2 separate regions of the Homo sapiens genome follow, and region 2 is linked to region 1. The links are chromatin loops, found by intact Hi-C in ENCODE. Cell type or tissue: K562. All regions are shown on one strand. Links, peaks and the distances in the headings refer to the core of each region. The heading gives the core; the rest is flanking DNA.

The links. A loop is a pair of places that touch in the nucleus more often than their neighbours do. Peaks named below come from ENCODE experiments on the same cell type or tissue, not always from the same donor. Only the 100,000 strongest peaks of a DNase experiment are listed, where the experiment ranks them.
Region 2: it touches region 1 in a loop (2.1-fold over the local background); 4 of 110 quality-filtered maps call a loop at or near these places.

What each region holds. Positions count from the first base shown.
Region 1 is chr4:48,679,288-48,684,672 of GRCh38, forward strand. The region is part of intron 3 of FRYL (FRY like transcription coactivator); the gene reads right to left. Among named protein-coding and RNA genes, the nearest start is that of FRYL, 98 kb to the right of the region's middle. RefSeq lists a silencer at 4,645-4,939. In K562, for the core only: a CTCF peak has its summit at 2,725 (motif pointing left); DNase peaks (open chromatin) are centred at 2,014 and 4,674; H3K4me3 peaks cover 386 bases.
Region 2 is chr4:48,736,906-48,742,290 of GRCh38, forward strand. All of the region lies in intron 1 of FRYL (FRY like transcription coactivator), which reads right to left. Among named protein-coding and RNA genes, the nearest start is that of FRYL, 41 kb to the right of the region's middle. In K562, for the core only: no CTCF peak of the experiment used is centred there; a DNase peak (open chromatin) is centred at 2,816.

The DNA.
Region 1 (5,385 bases), core at 161-5,160:
TTTTTAAAATGTAAAAGCTCCTTCTTTATTCTTTTACGTAACTGGTATTTTTTAAAAAGAAAGTATGGTTTCTCATAAATATACTATTTTTTAAACTGACATGAAACGATGGTAGGGAGAATATAAGGTAATGGGAACTCTCATATCCTACCCTAAGGAGCTTAAAATGATAAAGTTTTCAAAGGTAATCGCATTGTCTATCAAAACTTAAAAGGCAGTAGAACAGAAAATAGGAGAATCTAGGAAGGGCAGGGGGAAGGTGGGGGAATAGGGAGAGATTTGTTAAAAGATACAAAATTGCAGCTAGATAGGAGAAATAAGTTCTAGTGTTCTATACCACTGTAGGATGACCATAGTAATAATATACAGTTTCAAACAGCTAGAAGGAAAATATTGAATGTTCTAACACAAAGAAATGATAAATGTCTGAGATGATAGATATGCTAATAACTCTGGTAAGATCACTATACACTGTAAGTATCAAAACATCGCTATGTAACCCATGAATATGTACAATTATGATGTCAATTTTAACAAATAAAATGTAATATAATTTTAATATGAAATCTTATACTAATAAGCACTCATCCCAAAGTATGAAGTGATATATCAATGAATATTACATAATTATTTTTAATAACTAAAAAGTAGTCATTCTAAATGTTCCTCTATAAGGAATTGAATAAATCATTATATTCACACAACAAAGCACATTTCAAATGAGACAGGAAGATGTCTATGATGTACTAAATGAAAAAGCAAGTATCAGAATGACTTGGACAATAAGTCTCATTTTTTCAAATTCTGCTAATAAAAATGTGTATGTGCATGCTTAAATATGTATACATATTAAAATATGCATGGAAAACAGCTATAATACATATCAAACTTGCAGAGGGTTTACAGAAACTCCCTTCTAATAAATAGCATATTAATTTATAGGTACAGCTATTTACTCCCTAAAATTAAAAAAAAATCATAGAGAATATTTTAAACTGTTTTAATCAAATATTTGAAAACTTGAAGCATTTTTTCATCTTTTTCCTAATTTTCCTTTCCTCTAATGTTTGTTAGTTACTATATGCAAGCTGATGTTTATCCTAAAACATATTAACCATTATCCTCTCAAACTTTAAAGAACATTATATTTACCTTTGCAGGATTACACATAACAAAAATACTATGATACAAAATAATCCTTGTTCTATTCAAAGATTTAACTTTTTAATATTTCAGCCCAAATATTCATTATCTTTTAAAATAAAACAATGGAACATATTTTTAAACAAAATTTAAATGGTTTCTATAGTAACAGACACAATTCAGTATCTTATTTTTTGTTTACATATCCTATAGGTGTAACTAACATACTGTCAATAACGCTTCAAAATATTTTCCAAAGATCAAAACTATTAAGTGCATTATAGTTTTATCTTGACTTACAGCATAAATATTTCTCCAGCTATACTTGAAGAAAAATTTTATTAAAAAAGTAGGCCAACTATATACTTCATTAAACATTTTAATATTTAAACTTGATTTTCAAAATATTCCTGCTCACTAGAATTCATACTTGTAAAAATAGTTTTACTTTCCTAAAATACTTTTTTAAAGGATGCAAAGAAATACGTTTTTACTTTACCTAGTTGTTGGTGTTCGTATTTGTCATAATTACTATGACAGAAATTGGTTCCACCTTGCTCATCCACCGTCTTCTCAGATGAAAGTGAGCTAAGACGTTTCATCTTAACTAATCTTGGGGAACTTTCCTCAGTACTAGTATCCAAAACCACATCTCCCGAAAGAATGGGAGGAACAACTCTCTTTAAAAAATCCATTTTAAGGTTCTTCTACATTACTAGGCCCACAAGCACACAGAAAGGTGCCTATACCAACTTCCTTGATGAGAAGTTCAGGTACACTATTTGTGTCAAAGAGCAAATAAACGTCATATGAATTTAGGCGGTGCTAAACCCCAGTCAGTCAATTGCCAGCTGTTTTGAAGCTGATTTTCAGGACATTACTGTTTGTGCTGATAACAAACCAAACAGCTATAGACCATGAAACTGCCCTTCATGTACGCGTACATGTACAATGGGTGTTAACGACAATACTGAGACCATAAAATATTGAGCGTCCATCTAGTTTAACATTTAGATTTTGAAAACTTTCACTGTGATCATGTAAAGAGAAATTTACTTTGGCCTGAGGTGTGTCTTCCTTTTAAATAAACTTAGAGCTGACGTGTAAAACAGCAACTTGTATTCAAAAGATAATTCTTATCATTTTGAAAATTCACTAACAGACCTCAGGAATGTCAACTTTTATAAAACATGAAAAGGAGTCATTTAAAACTTTATTCTATATTACAAACATTCTAAAGTTACTTTTAAACACCAAAAAAACTCCCTATTACAATCAATGATACTTATCAATAGTAATGGTGAAAACTTCAGCATGAATAACCAAAAAAATTGATAATTTTAAATATATGGATCTAAAAACATAAAGCTGAAGTACTGAAAGTATAAATTCTTAAATTCAATAAACACAGTCATCAACATTATATGTTTTTCAAAATAACTGAGCACCCTACAAAATATTTGGAAATAGCAAAAGTAGCCAATCCTACTGCTTTGATGTAATTCAGAAGTATAACAAGAGAGTACAATAAAGGAATACCTACAAAAGACTTTGAAAACTGAAAGTTCTCTCCCTTCCTTTGCCTGCCCTCTTGTGGGGTTGTTAAGTGAGCAAGAAGGAAATGAAAACACAAAGGTAACAGGGTAAAACCCCTAAGCAATCATATCTATAACTCTGAATGACACATAATAATTTAAAAAATCTGATTCACTTAGTGAAACACAATACAATCTCATTCTTCCAATGCTCAACATGAAGAAAATGATTTGCATAGTATTTCAAAAGATGAACCACAAATGGTCTACATAGAAATCAGGAAAAAATGGTTGAAAAAATTAACTCTAGATGGATTAAAGACTTAAATCTAAGACCTAAAAGCATAAAAACCCTAGAAGAAAACCCAGGCAATACCATTCAGGACACAGGCATGGGCAAAGACTTCATGACTAAAACTCCAAAAGCAATAGCAACAAAAGCCAAAATTGACAAATGGGATCTAATTAAAGAGCTTCTGCACAGCCAAAGAAACTATCATCAGAGTGAACAGGCAACCTACAGAATGGGAGAAAATTTTCACAATCTATTCATCTGACAAAGGGCTAATATCCAGAATCTATAAAGAACTTAAACAAATGTACAAGAAAAAAACAAACAACTGCATCAAAAAGTGGTCAAAGGATATGAACAGACACTTCTCAAAAGAAGACATTTATGCAGCCAACAAACATACGAAAAAAAACCTCATCATCACTGGTCATTAGATAATGCAAATCAAAACCACATTGAGACACCATCTCATGCCAGTTAGAATGGCGATCATTAAAAAGTCAGGAAACAACAGATGTTGGAGAGGATATAGAGAAATAGAAATGCTTTTACACTGTTCGTGGGAGTGTAAATTAGTTCAACCATTGTGGAAGACAATGTGGTGATTCCTCAAGGATCTAGACCTAGAAATACCATTTGACCCAGCAATCCCATTACTGGGTACATACCCAAAGAATTATAAATCATTCTATTATAAAGACTCATGCACACGTATGTATATTGCGGCACTGTTCACAATAGCAAAGACTTGGAACCAACCCAAATGCCTATCAATGATAAACTGGAGAAAAGAAAATGTGGCACATATATACCATAGAATACTATGCAGCCATAAAAAAGAATGAGTTCATGTCCTTTGCACGGACATGGATGAAGCTGGAAACCATCATTCTCAGCAAACTAACACAAGAACAGAAAACCAAACACCACATGTTCTCACTCATAATTGGGAGTTGAACAATGAGAACACATGGACACAAGGAGGGGAATATCACACACTGGGGCCTGTCAGGGGGTGGGGGGCTAGGGGAGGGATAGCATTAGGAGAAACACCTAATGTAGATGATGGGTTGATGGGTGCAGCAAACCATTATGGCACGTGTATACCTATGTAACAAACCTGCACATTCTGCACATGTATCCCAGAACTTAAAGTATAATTAAAAAAAAAAAAAAGAAAAATGGGTAAATTTCTGGTTCTGAATTACTTCGTTTTTAATTCTTATTCTCCTATCACATTACTTATTAAGTCAACTAGTCTTCATTTATTTAAAAAGCATTCAAGATCCTTTCCATGTAAAGCATTAATATAGTATTAAGGTTCAGAGAAAGTTTAAGGATTTATTAATACAAATCCTGTCTCAAGAACTCCCATAGGAAAAAAACAACAAAGTCAAGTAAAAGACATAAATTTGTTGCCCTGAAGCAGGTATAGATTCAACAGGAAAAAAGCACTGACTTTTAGAAGCAGATTGTCTCTTAATCTTCAAGCATAAAAGTGTCAAAATTAAGATCCAATCAGTCTATTCCCCACAAACAGAAAAAACAACTTGTTAGAATGGTAAACTGCATGCCTTAATATGCCTAAAACTCATTCCTTTCTCCCCCTCTCTCCCTCCTTCTCTCTCTGGATATGATCCCATGTTATTTCCATTTTGTCTGTGGTTTTCCCCAGGTCCCTCTGCAGGTTGTCCTTATCTATGAAGCCCAGAAACACAGTGGTACATAGAAGAATGCTAATTCATGTTTGTTCATGACATGCAAGACAACCATTTGTGTCACTGTTAACCTCACCATTCTCAACTGCACTTTCAACTGGAGAGAGCAAGGGGTTAAGGTAATAGGGATAGGATTAGGTGTTATAGAAGATCCCACAGATTTTTCTCTGATTTCCTTCATTCAACAAATATTTGTTGAATAGCTTCTCTAATGATCTGTGCAAGATATGAAGGCATTGAAGATATGTCTCTCTACCCAAAAAGCTGACTACTTAAGAAGGGAAATATACTCTCACAGTTATAATATTCTGTGTAGGGTAGGCCAAACCTTTGTTAAGCCTGCACTGCAGTTCAATTTCCTATGCTTCATCTGCTTCCTAAGCCCCCTCGTTATAGGTGTTGATTGCTAACAAACATTGAGAGGATCCACTCTGAGACATACAGCAAAGGGGAAGTACTCCAGTAATGAAACTGTATTTATTACTGACAGGATCTATAAGGAGGAAATGCCACAAAGCCTTGTTTACATGGTGATACTTCTAAGCACTTTAGCTGATTACCACAACTTTTAACTCCTGGTATAATAGTTATAGGATCAAGAAATTATAGTAGAACCTCACAGCTAAAATACAGCATTTAAAAATCTTTTCAGACCTCAATCACTATTTAGCCTTGAGAATATTTACTATAATCTTAC
Region 2 (5,385 bases), core at 93-5,092, 58 kb after region 1:
AATGTGATCAATAAAACTGATAAGCTTCTAGCAGGTTAACTAAGGAAGAAAGACACAGGACACAAATTACTAATATTAGAAATGAAAGAGGTGGCCGGGCGTGGTGGCTCACACCTTTGATCCCAGCACTTTGGGAGGCTGAGGCAGGCGGATCATCTGAGGTCAGGAGTTTCAGATCAGCCTGGCCAACATGGCGAAACCCCATCTCTACTAAAAATACAAAAATTAGCCAGGCACACTACTCAGGAGGCTGAGGCACAAGAATCGTTTGAACCCTGGAGGCGGAGATTGCAGTGAGTCAAAGATCATGCCACTGCACTCCAGCCTGGGCCACAGAGCGAGACTCCATCACAGAAAAAAAAAAAAAAAAAAGAGAGAGAAAGAGGGGACAACCAATAGTACAGATTCCATAAACATTAAAAGAATAATTAAGGAATACTATGAACAATGCTTTGCTCATGAATTTGATAATTGAGATTAAATGAGCCAATTCCTTGAAAGCCATAATCTACCAAAATTCACACAAGAAGAAATAGGCAATCTTAATTGGCCTATATTATTAAAGAAATTGAATCAATAATAACCTTCCAAAAGAGAAAGCACCAGGTCCAGACACATTCACTGGTGAATTCTACCAAACTTTTAAAAAGACATTATACCAATTCTCTACAATTTCTTTCAGAAGATAGAAGCAGAGGAAATACTCCCAAACTCATTCTATGACGCTAGTATCACTCTAATACCAAAACCAGGAAACGACATTACAAGAAAACTACAGACTAATATCGATCATGAACATAGATGCAATTACCTTCAACAAAATATGAGTATACTAAACCTAACGATGTAACAGAAGAACTATACACTACAACCAAGGTATTTATCCCAGATATGCAAAGCTGGCTCAACATTTAAAATCATTAATGTAATTCATCACAGGAACAGGCTAATAAGTCATGTGATCATATAAATAGATGCAGAATAAGCATCTGACAAAATACAACACTCATTCATGATAAAGACTCTCAGTAAATTTAGAGAGAAATTTCCTCAACTTGACAAGCAATATCTACAAAAAACCTACTGTTAACCTCATTCTTCATGGTGAGAAACTAGGAGCTTTCCCACTTAGATAAGGAACAAGACAATGGTGTCCCCTCAATACTCCTTTTCAATATCATACTAGACGTCCTAGCTAATGCAATAAAATAAGGAAAGGAAATAAAAAGTATATAGATTGAAAAGGAAGACATAAAACTGTGTTTGTTCACAGATGACAGGATCATTTATGTAGAAAAGCCAAAAGAATTAACAAAAAAATTACTGGAACCAATAAACAATTATAACAAGGTTGCAGGATACAATGTTAACATACAAAAGCCAACTACTTTCCTATAAACCAACAATGAACACACAGAATTTGACATAACACAATTTACATTAGTACCACAAAATATGAAACACTTAGGTATAAACCTAACAAAATTTGTGTAAGACCTTTATGACAAAAACTACAAAACTCTGATTAAAGCAATCAAATAACTAAATAAATACATATTCTATGTTCATGGATAGGAAGACTCAAGCTTTTGTTGTTGTTGTTGTTTCAAAGAGATGGGGTCTCACTCTGTCACCCAGGCTAGAGTGCATGGTGCAATCATTACTCACTGTAACCTCAAGCTACTGAGCTCAAGTGATACTCCAGCCTTAGTCTCCCCAGTAGTTGGGACTACAGGAATATGCCACCATACATGGCTAACTTTTTTTTTTTTTTTTTTTGGTAGAGACAGGGTCTCGCTATGCTGCCCAGGCTATTCTTTTAACTCCTGGCCTCAAGAAATCCTATTGCCTCTGCCTCCCAAAGCAATGAGATTACAGGTGTGAGCCACCGCCCCCAGACAGGAAGACTCAATATTGTAACAATGTTAGTTATTCCCAACTTGATCTATAGGGTCAACGCAATCTCAATGAAAATTTCAGGAAGTTATTCTGTGAGTATTGACAAACTGATTCCAAAGTTTATGTGGAAAGACAAAAGACTTAGAATAGCCAACACAATATGGAAGGAAAGAACAAGGTTGGAGGACTAACACTGCCCAACCCAACACTTACTATGAAGCAACACTCATCAAGACAAGGGTGAAAGAACAGATAAACAGATCAATGAAACAGAACAGAGAGCCCAGAAATGGATTCACATAAATGTATCAACTGGCTGGGCACGGTGGCTCATGACTGTAATCCCAGCACATTGGGAGGCCCAGGCAGGTGGATCACTTGAGGCCAGGCGTTGAAGACCAGCCTGGCCAACATGGCAAAACCCCATCTCAACTAAAAATACAAAAATCAGCAGGGCATGGTGGCATGTGCCTGTAATCTCAGCTACTCAGGAGGCTGAGAAAGGAGAATTGCCTGAACCTGGGAGGAGGAGGCAGAAGTGAGCCAAGATTGTGCCACTACACTCCAGCCTGGGTGACAGAGCAAGACTCCGTCTCAAAAAAAAAAAAAAAAAAAAACAACTAATCTTTGAAAATGGAGCAAAGGCAATACAAGGGAGAAAAGATAGCCTTTTGAACAAATTGTACTGAAACAACTGGACATTCACATGCAAAAAAATAAATAAAGAAATCTAAACAGACCTTAAACTCACCACAAAAAAAAAACTCAAAATGAATCACAGACCCAAATCTAAAATACAAAACTTGAAAACTCCTAGAAGAAAACATAGGAGCAACTCTAGCTGACCTTGAATTTGGCAATGACTTTTTAGATATGACACCAAAGGCAGGAAACTGATAAGCTGGTATCACGGTTTGAATGTCTGCCTCCTCCAAAACTCATGTTGAAACTTAATCCTCGATGTGGTAGTATTGAGACACAGGGCCTTTAAGAGGTGACTGGGTCATAAGGGCTCTCACCAAAATTCTTGGATTAATAGATAATGTATTCATGAGTTAATGGATTAATGGGTTATCATGGGAACAGAACTGGTGGTTTTGTAAGTAAGAGACCTGAGCTAGAACACGCAGCCATGTGAAACCCTGCACCACCTTGGGACACTTTAGAGAGTCCTCACTAGCAAGAAGGCCCTCATAAGATGCAGTCCCTCAACCTTGGACTTCTCAGCCTCTACAACTGAGAAACAAATTCCTTTTCTTTATAAATTACCTAGTTTCAGGTAATTTGTTAGAAGCAATAAAAAACAGATTAAGATAGCTGGACTGCATTAAAATTAAAATTTTCTGCTCTGTGAAAGGCACTGTCAAGAGACTGAAAAGAAAAGTCACAGACTGGGAGAAAATATTTGCAAAACCTACATCTGATAAAGTAGCATCCAAAATACATAAAGAACTCTTAAAATTCAACAATAAGAAAACAATCTGATTTTTTTTTTTTTTTTTTTTTTTGAGACAGAGTCTCGCTCTGTCACCCAGGCTGGAATGCAGTGACGCGATTTCTGCTCACCGCAACTTCCACCTCCCAGGTTTAAGTGATTCTCCTGCCTCAGCCTCCTGAGTAGTTGGGACTACAGGTGCGCACCACCATGCCTGACTAATTTTTGTATTTTCAGTAGAGACAGGGTTTCACCATGTTAGCCAGGCTGGTCTCGAACTCCTGACCTCAGGTGATCTGCCTGTCTCAGCCTCCCAAAGTGCTGGGATTAGAGGGGTGAGCCACCATGCCCGGCCACAACCTGATTTTTTTAAAGGGCCAGACACATCACCAAAGATATACAGATGGCAAACACACATGCAAAGAGATGCTCCATATCAGACACTATCAGGGAAATGCAAATTAAAACCACAATGAAATACCACTACCCACTTAGCAGAATGGATAAAATCCAGAGCAATGACAAACCAAATGCTGGTGAGGATGTGAGGCAAGAAAAACTAGTGGGAATGCAAAATGAAACAGCCACTTTGAAAGACAGCTTGGTGGTTTTTTACAAAACCAAACATTCTTATCAAACACATCCAGCACTTATTCGTTGTTATTTACTCAAAGGAGATGAAAACATATTTCTACACAAAAGCCTACATATGGATACTTATAGCAGCATTATTCATAACTGCCAAAATTTGGAAGCAAACAAGACATTGTTCTGTCGGTGAATAGATTTGATGAAAAAAAAAAAAGCAAGCTGTGCTACATCCAGACTATGGAATATTATTTAACACTAAAAGGAAATATGCCATCAAGCCATAAAAAGCCATGGAGGCCGGGTGTGGTGGCTCACGCCTGTGATCCCAGCACTTTAGGAGGCTGAGGCAGGTAGATTACTTGAACCCAGGAGTTTGAGACCAGCCTGTGCAACATGGCGAAGACTCATCTTTATTAAAAAAATAGAAAAATGACCAGGCACTGTGGCTCATGACTGTAATCTCACCACTTTGGGAGGCCGAGGCAGGCGGATCACGAAATCAGATCGAGACCATCCTAGCTAATACAGTGAAACCCCATCTCTACTAAAAATACAAAAAATTAGCCAGGCTTGGTGGTACACGCCTGTAGTCCCAGCTACTCAGGAGGCTGAGGCAGGAGAACTGCTTCAACCCGTGACGTGGAGGTTGCAGTCAGCAGAGATTGCACCACTGCACTCCAGCCTGGGCAGCAGAGAGGGATTCTGTCTGAAAAAAAAGAAAAATTAGCCAGGCATGGTTGGACATGACTGTAGTCCCAGCTACCTGGAAGCAGGAGGATCACCTGAGCCTAGGAGGTGGAGGTTGCAGTGAACCGAAATGGCGCCACTATACTCCATCCCAGGCGACAGAGCAAGACCCTCTCTCAAAATAATAATAATAATAATAATAGTAATAATAAAGACATGGAGGAAACTTAAGTGCATATTACTAAGTGAAAGAAGCCAGCCTGAAAACTGACTGGCTGATTTCAACTCTATGACATTCCAGAAATGGTAAAACTATAGAGAGAATTAAAACATCAGTAGTTGCAGGAGGGATGAGGGATAAACAGGTGGAGCACAGGGAATTTTTAAGGCAATGAAGCTACTTTGTATACTATAATAGTGGATACATGTCATTAGAAGTTTGTCCAAACCCATGGAGTGTACAACACCAAAGAGTGAGCCCTAATGTAAACTATGGACTCTGGGTAACAATGATGTATCAATATAGCTTCATTAATTGTAGCAAATGTACCCCCCTGGAGGGGTATGTTGACAATGGAGGCTATGCATGTGTGGGAGCAGGAAGGAAACAGGAAGTCTCTGTACCCTCCTCTCAATTTTGCTGTGAACCTGAAACTACTCTGAAAAGTTGTCTTTTTTCAATGAGAAAGAATTTTTTTTACTTTATATGTTGTGCACCTTTTAAAGTCTGACGTTAATTTTTAGTAGCATGAAGTTTTACTTAACACAATTTG